Regions from separate parts of the Homo sapiens genome. Here regions 1 and 3 are each linked to region 2. Evidence: read pairs that join two places in POLR2A ChIA-PET (ENCODE). Cell type or tissue: MCF 10A. All regions are shown on one strand. Links, peaks and the distances in the headings refer to the core of each region. The heading gives the core; the rest is flanking DNA.

Region 1 (6,409 bases), core at 827-4,826, 480 kb after region 2:
GGTAAAAAATATAATCAGACAATTTAATGCAGAAGACATACAAATGGCTTTTTATTAAAATATTTAAACCCATTTTGTAAAGAAAACATTAATTACAATAAGCTGTACTTTATAAAAATAGAATGGATGTTTCAAGATACATATATCTAATTTTGGTCATGGTATAGTGAAATGGACGCATATATATTGGTGGGACTATAATTTTGTGCAAACTTTCTGGAATGTATTTTTAAAATAGTTTTTAAGAACCTCAAAGAGGCCGGGAGCTGTGGCTCATGACTGTAATTCCAGCACTTTGGGAGGCAGAGGTGGGTGGATTGCTTGAGCCCAGGAGTTTGAGACCAGCCAGGGCAACATAGTGAAACCCTGTCTCTACAAAAAATACAAAAATTAGCTGGATGTAGAGGTATGTGCCTGTACTCCAGACTACGTGGAAGGCTGAGGTCAGAGGATCTGTTGAGCCTGGCGGCAGGCCGAGGCTGCAGTTAGCTGTGATGGCACCGCTGTACTCCAGCCTGGAAAAAAGAGGGAGAATCTGTCTCAAAAAAAAAAAAAAAAAAAAAATTCCACCCCCAAAAACCACAAAACCCCAAAACAAAAAAATAAAAACCTCAAAGAACTTCATGTCTTTGACTTATAATGCTCCTTCCTTAAATATACTCTATGATTTTAGTTGAAATTTCAAACAAACAACAACAAAATATAAATATATAATGTACATATATTTGTATTTTGATATTTTAAAAAAGCTTTTTATTATTGACATTTTCCATCAACATAAAAGTAGAAAGAGTATTATAATAAATCTCTATGTACTCACTACCCAGTTTTGAAAATTGTTAATATTTTTCTAGTCTTATTTTATCTATTTTATTCTCTCTCTCTACAGGATTACCTTAAAGCAAATCCAAAGCTTCTTATTATTTTATTTGTAAGCTCTCTGTATAATAAAAGCTTTAAAAAGTAACCAAAGGCTATTATTAAGTTTAAGAGAATTGAACAAGTTTAGGCTCAAATTTCTCAATTGTCTCAAGAATGTCTTTTTTACAACTGTTTTGTTCACATTAGAATCCAAACAAGGTCTACATATTGCATGTGGTATTCATATGGCCTCTTAAGTTTCTTTCAATGTATAACAGTTTCCCCTTCCCTCTTTCTCCTGTTACTTATTTGATAAATAAATTAAGTATTTTGTCCTGTAGAATGTCTCGCATTCTAGATCTAGTTGATGGCTACTTTATGGTATCATTTGTTTTTTTCCTCCTGTATCACTCTTATTTTCCATCAGCTAGTATTTAAAGTGGAAGGATTGATTAGAGTCAGGCTCATTTCTATTTTTATTTTTTGGCAAGAATACTTTATATCTGAGATTCTGTACTCCTGTTGTACGACACCAGAAGGCATGTAACTTCTGGTTACTCCACTTTTAGTGATGTTAAGATTTATTAGTAGGTTCTGGTGAGTCCTCCATTATCGAGGTCCTCACTGAAATTTTACCTAATGGTTATAACATTCATTAGTGACTGTTTCCTAGATCTATAATTTCATTAAGATTTATAAAATGGTATTTTTCTAACTCTGTTGATTATTTCACATTAATTAGATAGTAATTTTCTGTAAAGAAAATCTTTCTCTCTCCAACAATTTTTTACCCTAAAACAGTTCATGCTGAAAAAGCATGTATACACTTGTTTTTCCCCTCTATGAATCGATTTTCAGAATAATGAGTTGGTGACCTTGCAACCTCCATCTTGTTGGTTTATGATAGAGAAAACTGGTTAATAACATAAATGTCCAAAAATAGAAGATATATTGTGGTATGCCCATGCCGGAGAGCCATGTTGTAAATATTGTGCAGTCTTTAAGTTTCAAAGAATATTTAATAACACAGAAAAATATTCAGGATAAAGTGGAAGTAAAAAACCCCAGAATATGTACATAGTGTGATTCAAATGTTATCTAAAATATATGCATTGTAGAATGCTGTCTTAGCCTCAGACACTAACATGATTATCATAGGTTTGTAAGTTTTAGGGTCTTCCAACTTGAATCTTTGTTTTCTATAGGACCTTTTATAAAATACATGATTTTTGTCATTAAAAGAAAATGTAAATTTGTTTAAAAGGAAGGTCTCTGGATGGATCATCATACATGGAGAGATTCATGGGTGTTGATCTTTGCTCCCGCTTAATTTTTAATTTTTATTATAACTTTGAACCTTATCTCCTACATCTAAACCAGTCTTCATGGTGCTAACCGAGCAACTGGATGGATTGAAAACATGCTCAATTCTGTAGATTCTGAGACATCTTTTTAGTTAAACAGAACTCTTTCTGTTGACTCACATAATAAGAATATGGTCTTATTAAGTCATACTCATCTCAATTTGACCAGTTCAGAAAACAGATAACTGAATTACCTTTGTGTCTTTGTGTGTGTGTGTGTGTGTGTGTGTGTGTGTGTGTGTATTTTATCAGCTGATCCATTGATCCATATCAGATGAAGAAATGAACCACAGTCTCAAGATTCGGTCTTCCTGCTAGGGCCAGTTTGCTTGTTGCTGATGCAATGAGTGAAAGGAACTTTGCTTGTTGCTTAGTTTTATGATGAATGAAGGGAACAAACACACTGGTTTTTACTTTTATAAATTCCCAGTGATCCCCAAGAAAGTAACTGGATCCTCCAGGAAATCCCAGTGGCCTAGTTTCTATCAGTGTAAAATAAGGATCAGATGATATGACTCATAGGGCTGTTGCCAGCAGAATGTATGTAAAATTTCTGCCACGATATTTAGCAATCAAAAAGTTTGCAACAAATGCTTGTTTTCTCTTCTCTCTTCCCAAAAATAAAAGGAAGCTGTCTTTTCCATTTTTACTATATTCTAATGTTAGAGAGCCAATTCTGGCATCAGACTGCCTAGATTCAAATCCAGCTCTACTCTTGGATTTGGGCAAGTGATATAAGTAAACTCTTTGTGACTCAGCTTTTAAATCTGAAAATTGGGATACTAATAGTGCCTACTTATAGACTGTTATGCATATTAAATGAGTTAGTGAATGTATAGTATTAAAACTTTTTCCTGGCATAAAATAGGAACTATAAGAGTATAAACTATTATCTTTTTTATCTGCCTAGTGGAAAAACATTTCCAAGCTCAAGGTTCAAGGCACCCCCTCCTTGGATGATGTAGGAGATGTACTCTGACCACTTCTTGTTTTTTACTTCTCTTTTTCTGGGTCCTATATAAACCTTCTTCTTTCTGTTGATGTATTTAATTCTTATAGCCACAAATTTAGATTTTGATAAATTAGATAAATGTTTTCTCCTGCATTATTAAGTGATTAGGATTATGTGAAGTTTGTCCCCTTTTCTTGTTGTCGTTGTAGTGGTCATGTGTGTGCCTAAGTGTCTGTGGGTGCCTGCATGTGTGAGTTGAGGTCCTGAAATATGGTATTACAGTCTCCCTGATAACTTAGGTGCAGTTGCAACTTTCCAGACATTTATTTTCTGACTAATCTTTCTTTTTGGTTAATTTCTACAGATTTTTGCTTCTGTCATGTGAAATTTTACTAGTATATTGCTCAAAAGGTAAACATGGCACTGTTCCTGGTAATGGGTGGGAATGGGATGACCTAACCTCTTCCAAATGTGTTTACAATAGAAGGATTATTAGATGAGTTTAGGAGAGGCTGCTGGATGGCTCAGAGATAGGGACAATCCACATGGATTCAAGGAAAATAATGCTTAGTTAGTATATGAGGAGCATGAGGTCCTAATGGAAGCATTACTTTCCAAATATAGGGACTGTATCAGAAAACGTTTCCTGCTCACAGTGAAATAAATAAATAGATCAAAAGTGGATATAATATACCCTCTAGGGCAGTAAGTTAAAATGATACCATAAAGTAAATTTTCAAAATGTGCTGCTGATGAGACCAAGATGGCCATCCTAATTAGTCATAGGCACCAAGGTGTTTCTCAAGTTCCCCCAAAGTGATCAGGGTGTGTGCCTTAGAAAAACAGAACAGTCATAGTTTAACACTCATATGATAATGTCATGTGGTTGAAACAGATCCAGTTATAGAAATGGAGTCTGGAAAAGTGAATGCCGATAAATAAAGCCTTTTCATCAGGCAGCCAGAAGTTCTCAGAATTCAAGGTAATTTGATTCTGAGGACAGGCCCCAGTTGACTGCATAGAAATAACTATCTAGGAAAAGGACAATTCATTCAGATACTCTACTCTATGGAAACGATTGATTAAGAGCATGCATGTCCAGCTGTTTTAATTCTGTGCTCACAAGGGCACAGACTGAGGTGCTGTTTGTTCTACTGATTGTTCATACCCAGCAGGAGAAAGTCATTTGTGCAAATGTCTGTTGATAGTGGTACTGTTAGTTGAACTTTCTATCTGGGGCAGATCACACAGGGCCTAGTTAGGCCACAGTAGCGATTTGGAGGGTTGGGAAGCCATTTGTGTATTTCAAAGGAGGAAGTGAGAGAAAAATGTGGTGCTATTTATAGATGTATAAAATGTGAAATTGGAAACATCATCTGCTTGAACTATTTTAAATTTAAAAAAGAGTCATTTGTTTTTCATTCACCAAAACTTTGGAAACCCTAAAATAGTGTGTGAATATACATGAATTGGCTTATGTGATTGAAGCCTGGAAATTCAGATAACAGTTGATATTGTAGTATTGAGCCTGAATTCCACAGGGCAAGAGGCTGGAGACTCAGCCAGGGTTTTTGTGTTGCAATCTTAAGGTGAATTTCTCCCTGTTCAGGAAACCTCAGTCTGTGCTGTTACAGCCTCCCACTGATTGGATGAGGCCCACCCACATTATGGAAGGCAACCTGCTTTACTCAAAGTCTACTAATTAAATGTTAATTGTATCTAAAAAATAGCATCACAGCAACATCTAGCCTGGTGTTTGACAAAACACTTGGCACCGTCAACTAGCCAGATTGACACAGAAAATTAACCATTCCAGATAATAAAGAATTTATGATATCACCCTCAGTTTAGAGGTGACTTTGTTAGCCAGGAAAGGCAATTGACTGTTTTTGTTTTAGGCCTGCAATCAGTAAGAGAGAGGACCGCTCTTCTTATCAGCTTCACACTTGGAAGGGGAGGCATAAGATAGCTAGAGCACTTTATAGCCCCTTGGAAGTCTAAGGTGATAAGCATGATTATTTGAACACAACCCTTTTTGTCCTATTATCACGCAACCTTTTTATTGTGTGATAAGTCAGTGATAAGGGCTGATGTCCCCTAACTTCATTATTGACATTAAAGAAACTTACTAATTGATGTTTTTATTAATTTGCTAATTAAAAAATGAATGCCTTCATTGCTAGTGAACAATCTTTTCTTCTTAGAAGGCAATATTTACAAAACCCATATGACCATGTTTAAAGAAGATGAAAAAGAATATTGGAATGAATTTTGGAAGGTCGTTAACAATTTTGTTTGAGGACAGAAAAGGGAGCGTTTCCTTCTTACTTTCTAGTTTTAGAAGTCTTTCCCTGTACATTGTGGAGTCATGGTGATAAATATACCATGGTTGGTGATAAATATACCATGGTTGGTGATAAATATACCAAACAACAGAGAAACCTAATATATATACAGCCCCAAGCTTATTAAATATCACCTAAGATTGACAAGAAAAAAACTAGTTTCTTAGAAAAAAATGGTATTTATTTACTTATTACTTTTTTTTTTCTTTTAAAGAGACAAGATCTTGTTCTATTGTCTGGGCTGGAGTATAGTGAAATGATCATAGCTCACTGTAGCCTCCAACTCCTTGGCTCAAATGATCCTCTCACCTCACCCTCCTGAGTTGCTGGGACTACAGCTGTGTGCCATCATATCCAGCTATATTTTTTATTTTTTGTAAAGGTGGAGTCTCACTATGTTGCCCAGGCTGGGCTTGAACTCCTGGGCTCAAGCGATCCTCCCACCTCAGCCTTCCAAGTAGCTGGGACTACAAGTGTTTGCCACCATGCCCAGCTAAATTTTAAAATTTGTTTGGAGGTGGGGTCTTGTTATGTTGCCCCAGCTGGCTCATTATTTAATTATAAGACAGTTAAAGGTCACTTTGTGATGCATTATTTGAAACAAAAATAATCATAACGATTTCTAATGATTTTCCATAAATTTTAATTTAAACTCTGACTCAAATTCATTCAGATCAAGTTTCAATAAAATAAATAGCATCAAGAGCAAATGGTGTATTATCAATTGATAGTGTCCAGTGCTAATAAACATGAGTTTGAGTCTGACATGAGCCATTTGGTTTCAAGGCCTATGCTTTAGGTTACATTCCAAGGTTTTAGCCTATGTTTCCACCCCTCTGAAATATATCCTTAGCCACTAAGGGAACGTAGCAAGAGGTTATGGGTAA
Region 2 (6,409 bases), core at 1,513-5,512:
ATTAAGAGAATGAAAACGCCGTAAAAAAAAAAAGGTTGTTAAACCCACTGGTGGTTCTGGGAGTGGCTGGTTCTTTCATAAGAACAGTTTGGTATACTGGGTCATGCTAGAATTCGCCTGCCTCAGCCTAAATGGATTGAGTCCATTTGCAGAAAACAGAGGAAAAGTACGCTGTTTCCACTGGTTTCAACTTGGAGCAGGATTGTCTGTTGGTGTCTCAGCATGGGGCCTTCTTCACTCTCCCTGGAAGCAAGGCCCAGAAACATAAAGGCTATGTTTTCTAGACTCCTTGTAAGTAGTGCTCTGATTTAGGGTCTTCTAACGAGAGACACTTGCACGAGAAGGTGGAAGAGAAGGCACTGTTATTGCTCTGGAGTTAGTGAGCAGGTACAGGGTCACTGGCAGATAGCAGATCTGAGGTTTTGCCAGTGACTTTTGGGGGTCTGCCTGAAAATCACCTACTTAGGTGCTTCAGACAACTGAGACAGGTGATGAAGGTCCCCTGCAACTCCTGCCTTACCTGATTTCCTGAATACTTGTGGCAGTTTCCCTGATTTTCTTGTCTTACAATGTTTTGTAAACCCTAAATTAAATTTCCTGATTGAATAGCTAAAGAGGTTTCTGTTTTAGACTAAACCCTACTTGTCACATACTTCGAAGGGGCAAAGAATATATCCAAATAATTCACCTTTCATAAATTATTAAGAATCTATTTTTATGTAAGAATTCATCTTTTTCAAACGTTTATATTTTCATTATGTACCAATTCTTGTGGCAATGACTTACAAAATTTACTATGGAGTCATGAAATGTATTTCATGCTTCTCATGACATCTGTTGTATATTAACATATGTTCATCTATCCTATGTCCTTGAAGAGTGCTATATGTTTGGTCTGTTCTTATGTCAGAGAACACAAAAATACACACACCCACAACCTGAATTTTAGTTTGTAAATTTAGTGGCTTTGTCTGAAGCTTTTCTGAGCAAAGAGTAGAAGGAGAGAGAGAAATGACCTGAATTCTTAAGAATAGCATCCAAAATTTTGACTCATATAGGCCAGAGTAAAGGGGAAAGGTGAGTCTTTCAGAGAAAACATAATCTTCGTGAATTAACTTTTTTCCTTCACAAAGATCAGGCTTAATCTTTGCTCCCTCTTGCCTCTCTCATATTTATTTTCATTTCCCAATCAGCAAAGGAAATATGCTTAATTTTAGACTTAACCTGAAGCTCAACATTGTGGGTAAGGGGACTTGTTCTGAGCAGTTTAAATTCTAAGGCCTCATGATTATTGAATAAACACTGAATGAAAATAGAGCGACTAAAATATCATGAGATTAATAAGTTTGACATGATTGTGTACGCTTTAGTTTGCTTATGTAGGACATTATAACTGAAAGAAATGCTCTGCAATTTTGTGGATGATGTCATTTGATTATTTGACTTTCCTAGAAAGGAATAATTTAGATGTTCACTGCCCAAACTATATCATCTCTCTTTCCTTCAGGGTGTGCTATAAGATTTTCAGTGTAAATAAGATGTCAAAAATTGGAAGCCCAAACCACAGAACAAAGATGGCTTGCAGATTCATCTATGTATTCAGTCCTTCATTTAAAAAATCATTAATGAAGTTTCTACTATATGCCAGCCTCTGTTCTAGGCACTGGGGACATAGCCATGAGCAAAATAAACTAAAATCTCTGTCTTCGAGTAGTTTACATTCTATTGTTGGAAGAGATAGAAAACAAATCCAATAAATAAAATTCATAATATTAGAGGAAGACAAGTGTTTTTGAACAAAATCAAGTTGGGAGGAAGTGTGGGGAGAGGATACGATTTCAAATAGGGTGGTCAAGGAAGGTCTCACTGAGGTGAAGACATTTAATAAAAGACATGAAGGAGATGAAGGAATGAGCTATGTGGCTATGTAGGGAAAGGGTGCTCCTGATGAGGAAAGTGCTGGTGCAGTGGCCTTGAGACAGGAGAGTGCACTGCACAGCTCAGGAACAGCTGGGTCAATGTGGTGGTGACAGAGGGAGTGAGAGATTGGTAGGAGGCTTGTAGGAAGGAGGTTAGAGAAGTAGCAAACACCTGTTTGTAGCCATTATGAAGACTTGGGAAATGTGTTCTGCTAATCCAAACACAGTTTAAAAGTAATGTATTTTATAACATCTGATTTCTGATACCCCTAAGATTTGGCATTACTACATTGTACATTACCACATTATGACAACAAAGCTGAGCAGTAGTTGCCCCTTGATATGGTTTCAGGGCTTTCCAGTACTTCTTTTTTTTTTTTTTAAGACAAGATCACACTCTGTCACTCAGACTGGAGTGCAATGGCACAATCTCAGCTCACTACAACCTCCGCCTCTCAGGCTCAAGCCATCCTCCCTTCTCAGCCTCTTGAGTACCTGGGACTACAGGTGCATGTCACTACACCTGGCTAATTTTCGTATTTTCCATAGAGATAGGGTTTCACCATGTTGCCCAGGCTGGTTTTGAACTCCTGGGCTCAAGCAATTTGCCGGGCTCAAGCGATTTGCCTGCCTCAGCCTCTCAAAGTGCTGGGATTACAGGCATGAGCCACCGTGCCCGGCCTCCAGTGCTTCCTATTTCCGATATTCTCACACTTGGCCTGCTTTATTAGGACCTAAATTGATTTTTGTTTTGTGTCTTTATAAATGAGGGGTCAATTGGCAGCTGCCTTAGTCGCTTCACAGCCAAAGCATTGATGGAATGACTCTAGGCCTTGGGAGATACAGTCCTGGCAAGCGGCTCCTTTTGGCTCCCTTTGGAGTCCACATTGTTCTATGAATGACCACAAGCCACATGTATTAATACATGACAAAATTTGCTGTCTCATCACAGCACTACACATCCAAGTGTCTGCCATCTGCGCACTCAGGAATACATGTGGCTCTGGGCCCGGACATCATCGACTCAGTTGTTTTAGTTTCACTTTGGACATTCAGAGCTGCCTTTTGATATGAGGTGAGGTTTTTAAAACAGTTTGTTTTTGTATTCAGAGTTCAGTTTTATTTAACAGATAACATTGGGGAATAGAGTTTAGTTGTGTATCCACGTATATGTGTGTGGTTGACATGAACAAGGAGAGAGAGTAAAAGAAAGGGTGTAGTCCATGATCCAATCAAAATAAAATATACTGACTCTTTCACATTTGTGGCACATTTGATCCTCTGCTAACTACCAATATCCAGGATTTGATCTGGACTGGTTGGAAAATCCACAAGGTCTAAAAATGATCAAATGTCCTCTCTATGGATGATTTTCTTTTCTTAAATATATTACAAAATATATTTATCCACACCTCATGACTCAGAAGCTATTATATTTTCATCTTCCTGATTCTGGTAGCCAACAGTTAGGGTTGAGTCAGTCAAATGTTTCCAAAATGAGTTACAGAATGTACACTTAATCATAATAAATGTCATTGTATACAGCAGACTTGTTCTGGGGCAGTACCAACTTGTGCCTGGGACATTTATGTATTTCGAGATGTTTTTAATTAAATGAACATGAGTAAGAATTACTTTTATAGCTAACCTGACCCATAATAAGTCTGCTTTAAAGAATAATATTTAGATCATAGTTTAGAAAATTCAAGTTGAAAACTTCAGAGTAAATTTAACTCAAAAGCATTTAAGGTGACAAAGAGACATGGATATTTAATAATTTCTTTAAAATGATTCAGGTGGATAACGGATTCACCCTCAAATGACTGGCTTTGATACTTCTCCCCTTGAGTGAGAAAAATGCTTAAAAGAGCAGGAACTGCATTTTAAACTGGTTGTAAAAGGGGTTCCTGGTTTGTTTAGGAATTACGGTTTCTCCAGCTCAGCAAGAGCTGAGCCACCAAACTTACAGAAAGAGACTCCACAGTGTAAAACACTAAAATAACAGGTTCTCACTGGGTATGAGTAAAAGTAAAGGTAATTGCAGCTATGGCTACAGTAAAAGTAAGCAGAAAACTGAACGTTTAGCAAATGAATACACTGTAAATTGTCCATTTGAAAAATGCAAGACATATTTGTTACAATTCAGTGTCCACTGTTGACTTCCTAGGTTGGATTTCGTGGGAGAGAGACCCAGAGCCAGAGATTTGTGTACTGGAAGTTTATTGTGGGACTTTTGGGAGTAAGACCCAGGAGAGAGTGAAGGAAGAACTGGCAGAGAAAGAAGCTGATCTGCAATTCAGTAGCAATGAAGGCCACAGTCAGTCCTTTGGGGAGCTCTGGAGCTGGGATGGCCTTTCAGAATTGTCCTAAATTGAGGCAAGGAGCTCTCTTTGGCCAAAGGCATTTCTGAGGCAGGGACACATTTGTAAACCTTCAACAGCTAATGTGGCAGCTGGGGCAATAAATGTCTCAGTCATGAATAGGAAATTTGGGGAGGGTATTCAGCATCCACTACAGTTAATATAGTTTCATCCTTCAAAGACAAGAGAAGCTATGGCAGTCAAAATGGTAAATGATGCATAGACCTCACTGGATTAATACCACATACTATCACAGGAAATAGGGTATGTTGTGTAATTTGGATGCCGAAAACCTGAGATCAAATTTCAGCTTGATCATTTATTAGCTGCAGACAAGATGAGCTACATAATTTTTAGGGCCTATTACAAAATGAAAATGTGGAGTCCCTTATTAAAAAGGTAGAAAAAGAGTGCCATTAAAAGTACTAAAATGAAATCTTTTTTCTTCCTTTGACAGACCATCTTCAGCTTCTTATGGTGTTTTTATTTGTTATTTAATGTTCTAAATAAAGAAGATTTTAATTTAAATTATTGGCATGAATTTTATCATTTCATCATATATCTTTATATTGAGCAATACCAGTTTGAAATGCATATATAAGAGCATTTAGTTTGAATACACCCATGTATTTTATTCTTACCAGAACAGTGAAAACACTGCACTACTTCAACTGTTTTATTTCATTTCTTGATATAGAACACTCACATTCTGCCAACACTCTCTCCTTTCAACTTATGAATAAATAAGGAAAGACTTTTTAAAAAGTGTGCATTGCCCTATCTTTCCTTTTCCTTCTGTGTTATAATTTTCAGCATAAAGGATTGGCTCGTACAGGGAAGTAACATGAGTATAAAAGATTTCTTTGTCGTTTGTGTTACTTAGCACACTATTGCCCTCTTTTTGCATTTAAAGCAAATTCTGGTTTGAATAGTAAGCTTGCTCAGTCATAGATATGACACACTTACTTTGTACTGATTTTTGGTTTTACTGACCTCACACATTCCACAACAGAATTCTGTGCTCATGGGATGGGAAAGAGCACACACTATGTGTAGCCCATCTGCTTATGCATATGTTCCCTTGTCCCATCTAACTTCACTTACAAAAAACAACTTCTATGCAGCTGCGCAGGTGACATCACTGACACTGACTATGAAGTTGACTCTAGCTAGGGGACTTTGTAAATCATCCAATCCCTCTGAGCCTCAGTTTCCTAATCTGCAAAATTGGGATAATTATACTTAGCGTGCAAATTTAAACAATTACCTGAGAACCTAAAGAGACAATATATGTAAAATAGTTATACAAGGGGAGAAGAAAACTAATGTATACTGAGCTTCTGAGTCCCACTTCGGCTATTCCAAAATACTTGCCTCAAGATCACTCCAGACACACTTTATCCCTTGAGCCTTTGTAGATTTCTTAGTCTTAGGAAATAATTTCAGCCTCTCTGAGCCCCTTCACCTGGTATTACTAACTCATTGTCAAATTCTACCTTTGATGTCACTTAATTTAACAAATGTGTATTAAGCACCTAATATGTGCCATGTGGTATGCTAGGGGGCAGAATGGGGTTAAAGTTAGCAACCATTCTCAAGACTGGTTAATTTCCCCTCTCCTTTGAACTTACCTCTGTCATAGCATGTATCACACTATGTTATATTGCCTGTTTGTAGGTCTGCATCCCAACTATACTGTCTCCTTGATCTCCATCATAGCTGTAGTACATACACTGTGCCTGGTATGTAGTAGATACTCACTAAATTTTTTTTATTGGCTGAATGAATACCAGCCATTATTGGAATGCAAGGTAAAGAGGTTGATCAGCAGTTGAAAGGATGACCTGGATGAGGAGAGAGGAATGAACTGAAGAAATAAATTTGGATAAGAAATAAATGTCTTAGCATATAGGCTACAGAAGTCATGGAAATAGAGGAGACTTTCCAGGGAGGGTATGTATAAGGAGGAAGAAACCTGGGATGGAGCCTAAGCAACATGTACATATCAGGAGAGACATAGGCGGAAGGACCTGGGAAGAAGACTAAATCAGTGCTCACGGGGAGGTAGATGAAGGATCAGAAGAAGGTGTGATATCTGAGAAATTAGATGAACTCATTGATTTTGGTGAT
Region 3 (6,409 bases), core at 1,284-5,283, 170 kb after region 2:
TGCTGGATGCTTCCTGCCCTCCAACATCAAACTCCAAGTTCTTCAGTTTTGGAACTTGGACTGTCTCTCCTTGCTCCTCAGCCTGCAGATGGCCCATTGTGGGACCTTGTGATCATGTGAGTTAATACTTAATAAACTCCCCTTTATTAGTTATGTCCCTCTAGAGAACTCTGACTAATACAATGGAATACTACTTAGCCATAAAAAAGAACAAAATGATGGCATTTGCAGCAACCTGGATGGAGTTGGAGACCATTATTCTCAGTGAAGTAACTCGGGAATGGAAAACTAAATATCGTTATGTCCTCATTTGTAAGTGGGAGCTAAGCTATGGGGATGCAAAGGCATAAGAATGATATAATAGGGCCGGGCGCAGTGGCTCATGCCTATAATCCCAGCACTTTGGGAGGCCGAGGTGGGTGGATCACAAGGTCAGGAGTTCAAGACCAGCCTGGCCAAGATGGTGAAAGGGGTCTCTACTAAAATACAAAGAAAAGAATTAGCTGGCCGTGGTGGCGGGTGCCTGTAATCCCAGCTAATCAGGAGGCTGAGCCAGAGAACTGCTTGAACCCGTGAGGCAGAGGTTGCAGTGAGCCAAGATCGCACTAATGCATTCCAGCGTGGGCGACAGAGTGAGACTCCATCTCAAAAAAAAAAAAAAAAATGATGTAATGGACTTTGGGGCCTCTGGGGGAAGTGGGAGAGGAGAATCAGGGATAAAAGACTACACATTGGGTATAGTGTACATTTCTTGGGTGACAGGTGCATCAGAATCCCAGAAATCACTACTAAAGAACTTATATACATCACAATAAACCACTTGCTCCCCAAAAACTATTGAAATGAAAAAAAAAAAAAAGCCTGGTAATAATGGTTTCCCTTGGGAAGGGACAGTGGTTTTCCTTGTACTATTTAAGTTTTGTACCATGTACAAATACGTGTTCCAAAAGCAGTGTTACTTCTATTCATTTTAGGAGTTAATATGAAAGTCCTGACATTAAATCTGTTTAGGCTGGTGATCTAATATTGCTAGTTCCTTGGTGAGGGTTGTGGTACTTTCACTACCACATCCGTCTGTTTAGTAGTTCAGTGATTACACGAGGTAAGAAAATGAAATCATCTTAAACTCAGACCTGGACCTTGACCCTGTATTTGATATTTTTTGCTGCCTTAAGATAGTGTTAGCTGTTCTTGAAGGAATGCAAAATGCTGGTTCAGGTGGCTGACATATATTCATAGCCTCCATTTCTTCCTCCTCCTCATAAGCATGGTACCTATCTCCCAAAGTGCCAGAGTGACAGTGAGGACTTGTCAAGAGCCATTCATCTCTAGAAGCACTGTGAACTTTAGCCAAGCATATGGTTCAGTTATTCAGGATCTTTAAAGACATTATTGAACCAGCGGGAGTGGGCTTGTTATGTCTTAACTTTAGGGGGGAAAAGGGGGTGGGGTAGAGATTTAGGCTTTTGCATTTATAACATATACTTTTTAGGGAAAAGTGTTAATTAAGCATAATTTTATTTTCAGCATTTATAAGATAAACATGATGTAGCATCAACTGTTCATTGTCCATAGCTTGCTAAATTTTGAGTTGCCAAGACTCTTGTGAAAATTCTGTTTCCCATTGCAGTGGCATAGTGTAAGTTATTTTTTAAGGAAATAGGTTAATTTGTTTATGTGATGAACACATGTGCAGGTGAGACTTTGCCCAGATTGGAGACTTTGACTTTGAGTCACTCCACTTTATTTATATAGTATCCCAGGAAGGTTAGCCAAATATGTGTAGAAGCTGCCAGTATTAATGATTGTTAGAAGACCAGCTTAGTGCATACAGTGTTTACAGCGCACCTGGCATGCTTCTATGCTTGTATATACCTTAGTTCATTTAATCTTCCTCATACAATTGAATTATGCGATATCATTATTCTCAATTTACACTTGAGAAAACTAAGGCATACAGAGATGATTTTTCAACAGTGCTTCAGTAAGTTAACAGTTAAGTTGAAAAGACTTTTTTTTAATTAAAAGGGAATATTGAATAAGCTAAGAAAAAATGAAGGTAATTAATAACTTGAAGATTAGATGTGCAGTATTAAATAAAACACTGGAGAAAAGGATCGAACTTTTCAATGATGTTTCTAAAAATCCATGCCTAGCCTTGCCACTAAAGGAATTCCAAGATGTTTATCCCTGTGAACAGAAAAACAATCAGCACAACTCTGTGGAAAGGCAATAGGCAAAAGAGAAATCACTTTCTAACCAGCAAAAGCTTTTACAGAAGTCTTCAGATTCTGTATTTTTAAAAGTAATGAGAATTAACTTTTCAGAAGCCTGGAAATAGAACTCAACACACCTGTTTGAGAAGATAAGCGACGAGAGGCACCTTAGCTTAGCCTGCGAGGTTAAAAGTTAAGACTCCAGTCTGTATTCTCAAACCAGCTTAGTCTCTTAAAGTTGTTAAGAAGCAAATGAGATTAAAGCATATAAACAAATGCCTGGCGAGTAGAAAGAGCTCAGTGCTTGCTTGTGTAGCTATTAGTTTCTACATGCAAAGGGCTGGGGAAACAGGATTATGTGAATGAGAAAGGGTCCAGGAAACACCCTTCTGTGGTCCTCTAGGTTTTTTCTGAGAGCCTGGCAGATAGTAGGCATTTATTATAGTGACAAATCATCTTTAAGAAATCAACTTGGTAAACATTGGGGGGAAGTGCAGCCTTAAGTTGTGCATGTGCTAGTATGTTTTGAAGTTTCTGGTTTTTCTTTTCTAGGTTCTTATAGAGACTGCTAAGAAGCTAGGACTCCGGTGCCACTCAAAGGGGACAATGGTCACAATCGAGGGACCTCGTTTTAGCTCCCGGGCAGAAAGCTTCATGTTCCGCACCTGGGGGGCGGATGTTATCAACATGACCACAGTTCCAGAGGTGGTTCTTGCTAAGGAGGCTGGAATTTGTTACGCAAGTATCGCCATGGCGACAGATTATGACTGCTGGAAGGAGCACGAGGAAGCAGTAGGTGGAATTCTTTTCTAAGCACATATAGCATGGGTTTCTGGGTGCCAATAGGGTGTCTTAACTGTTTGTTTCTATTACGTTAGTTTCAGAAAGTGCCTTTCTACAAGGTTTTGAAGTTGTTAATATTTTCTGTAGTTCCATTGGAAGGTAAGAACAAAGATCAAAGGAAAGAAAGAGACACTTTTACCCAAGGATCAGTAGTGAAAATAGTACATTGTAGGCAGGTAGATGTGTTGAGAATCATACTAAGACTTGGGCCTTATTTTCAGGATAAAGGTGTATTTTGATTGCCAATTTCTGCTGCTATGCTACTGTTTTTTGTTTTCAAGAAGGAAAAAAATCTATTAACCCTTTCCTCATGAGAGGGCTGTATGTTCACATCCATCTATTTAACGTACCGTGGCTGGATACTCTGTTCAGCATAGAAATGTGACAACAAACAGAGAAGTCCTTAAGGAGCCGACATTCTGTCGGATGGAGATAGAAGTTAAGCAAACCAATATAAGAAAGCTAACGGTTATAAAGAAATAGAATGGTGAGGTACAAGGGTACACTAGGTCAACTGAATAGAGTTGACCAGACCAAATATTTGAAGTATGAGAAGCCTTCCTGTTTTAAGTGTGATGGGCAAGAAGGGCATGATTGAGTAGAGTGGAAAGGAGGGAGACTGGGGAGAAGGGAGAGAGAGGAGGGATGCAATACAGTAGGGCCAGGCCATACAGACCATGGTAAGGGTTTCAGATGGAAGGACAGTGAGGGGTTCAGGCAGGGAAGGCAGCAGGATCCAGCTGGAATTTGAGGACACTGGAACAATGAGGTCAGCTTCCAAAACAAAACAAAACAAAACTTTAAACATCTGTGTAAGTACAGGGTGGAATATAATGAATTCCAGGTACCCATCACTTAGGTTCCACAATTAGCCATGGCCAATCTTGTGTGATAGGTATGTCCCTACCTATTTCTCCCCTGCCCTCATTGTGAAGTAAATATTTTCCTAAAAGGTCTTTTTAAAATTAAGTTATAACCATGCCATCATTGTACAAAAATAATGATATTAATTTCTTAATATAATCAAATATTCAGACTATTCCTTTTTCCTTCAGTCTCATAATTTTTAACAATTTGATCAAATCAGAATCCCTTACAATCCATATGTTGTATTTTAATGATTACCTCTTGTCTCTTTTAATCTAATTTTCACCTCTTTCTCTTTTTATTCCTTGTGTTACTTGAATAAACTAGATCGTTCGTCCTGTCATTTATCTCATTTTAAGATAAAGGGACGACAAAACTGCAGTCACTTTTGAAGTAAGGAAAACATTTAGGGGTGACTTTCTGAGCACATTTAGGGTAAGTGACATCTCCAAAGAGGCCTAATATTGTACCACCGTTTTAGAGAGTTTGTTTTACTATCTAATGTGTACAGTGTTTTGGGTCATAGATGAACACAGGTTCTTTGTTTTTCATGAATTCCTTATGATGACTCTTCAGTGTAATAAACTGTTTGCTTAGTACTAGGATGCCTTTTATGTAAGAGATTCGCAAATTATTACATTAAGTCACAACATAATATCTTATTTGGCAGCTTTGGTAACCTAAGGAACAACTCAGCCTCGTAATGTCAAGAAGCTGCTTCCAATTAATAGGAAACTCCAGCCCCTGCCACACCCTGAGAGCGGTTTGCTTCCTGCCTGTGGCTTTCTGCTCAGTCTAATAACATATGTCTCCTCCTTTGTAGAACCAGCAGTGATTTCCTTTAGTAGCCAAATGAGGTTGGGGAAATAGTCAGCTGGAGCTACTTTATTGAAAAGCAGAGAAATTAAGCTCTGTAAGTGGAAAGGCTTGAAGACAGTGTTAAATGCTACAAGGAAGGCCCACAGAAAGATGGCATTATTTCAGCCAATCGTGTGTTGCAGCCTGGCATGGCAAAAAGGATTTGGAGTTCTCTAAACCCATCTTCAGATTTGAGTTGCTCCATTTGCTTGTCACATTGGGCGAGTTATTTCACTTGTTTACTCTTCTGTAGAATGAAGCCAGGGCTCTGGGTGAGGAGTGGAGGTTGTTTAGTCATTGTTTAGTCAGTTAGACCTTGAAAGATTACTGGAAGAATTAAACCAAATGAGATATGTAAAAAAGCTAGTATAATGCTGGCTTGTAAGAGGGTGGTCATCAGATGGTGGCTCTGATGGAGTGGGGGGCCTGAGAGGTGGGTAGTATCAGGGAAAAGCATTTAAACTGCACCTTGAAGAGAGGGTTTATTTTGGGAAGGTCAGTAGGAAGGACATTTTGGGTGAAGCCCAACAGCTGGAACAAAGAGAAGGGAGGTCAGTGTCTATACAGAAATAACCAGTCACAGGAAAAATATATAAGGAAATGAGTAAATACAAGGCAAATTTCTTGGATGCTTCATGTCTGCATTCAAAGACTCAGCTTAAAACATATCATTTACATGTGCCTGGCAGATACCCAGCCTGTCACTGCTTTGTGTTCCCATAGTAGTGCAAACTCCCCTCTGCTACAGTGTTCATCATTTTTTCCTATACACATCTTGGTGTTTGTGGGTGGGATCTGGACTATGCTTAAGGAAATAGAAAGATGTAATCCTTGTGTCCCTGAATGCTGGATTTCTTCGAAGCATAGGAAGGCATGTCAAGTACTCTATCTCTGATGGTAATTTTGTGTTCACTTTCTTCAACTTTTTCTTATGAAGCTATTTTAGTCATATACAGAAGTAGCTAATAGCACGAGCTTCCATGAATTCAGCATCTAGCTTCAACCATTATATTAACTTACAACCAATATGATTATTACTCCCATCAATAATTTTATCCATAAACACTTCAGGAGGTATCTAACATGAGCACATTATCATTTTCATTCTCCAATAATAATTCTTTAATATACCCAGCCAGAATTTAAATTTCTGGTTAAATGCCTTAAATTATTCTTTTGGTTGCAAGCTTTTTATGAAGGAACCAGATCATTTGTCCTGTTGAGTTTCCCACAGTCTGAATTGCTGAAATCATCTCCTTGGAGTAGTTTAATAGGCTTCTCTGTCCTCTGTATTGTCTATAAATTGGTAGCTAGATTTAGAAATTTAATCAGATTCAGGTGTCTTAAGGTAGCATTTTATTTTTTCATCAGGAAGCACATAATGAGTGGTTTATTTGGGATTTTGTTTGGTTCGGTTTGTGATGTTAGCAGCCAATCCATTAATTCACTGGGAGCCATAAAAATGGTGGTATTTTAATTCCATAATATTTTTCTTTAGTAGCTGGAATAATTTTCTAAGGAGAAACGTACCTGTTTGGTTTTCCAGTGTAGCAACAGTTTTAACATTGTAATCCCTTCGGCTGTGGACATGAAGAGAACAGCCACATCTTTCTAGACCATATTAA

What was found. Peaks named below come from ENCODE experiments on the same cell type or tissue, not always from the same donor. Only the 100,000 strongest peaks of a DNase experiment are listed, where the experiment ranks them.
Region 1: POLR2A ChIA-PET joins it to region 2 with 5 read pairs; 1 of 35 experiments calls an interaction of 5 or more read pairs at or near these places.
Region 3: POLR2A ChIA-PET joins it to region 2 with 26 read pairs; 1 of 35 experiments calls an interaction of 5 or more read pairs at or near these places.

Annotation. Positions count from the first base shown.
Region 1 is chr9:22,166,741-22,173,149 of GRCh38, forward strand. No RefSeq gene overlaps it. Among named protein-coding and RNA genes, the nearest start is that of CDKN2B, 160 kb to the left of the region's middle. In MCF 10A, for the core only: no CTCF peak of the experiment used is centred there; DNase peaks (open chromatin) are centred at 2,711 and 3,611.
Region 2 is chr9:21,685,500-21,691,908 of GRCh38, forward strand. No RefSeq gene overlaps it. Among named protein-coding and RNA genes, the nearest start is that of MTAP, 110 kb to the right of the region's middle. RefSeq lists an enhancer at 1-185. In MCF 10A, for the core only: no CTCF peak of the experiment used is centred there; DNase peaks (open chromatin) are centred at 2,882 and 3,402.
Region 3 is chr9:21,851,863-21,858,271 of GRCh38, forward strand. It overlaps MTAP (methylthioadenosine phosphorylase), which reads left to right. Exons shown (of 8, transcript NM_002451.4): 6 at 2,769-3,008. Among named protein-coding and RNA genes, the nearest start is that of MTAP, 52 kb to the left of the region's middle. In MCF 10A, for the core only: no CTCF peak of the experiment used is centred there; a DNase peak (open chromatin) is centred at 2,959.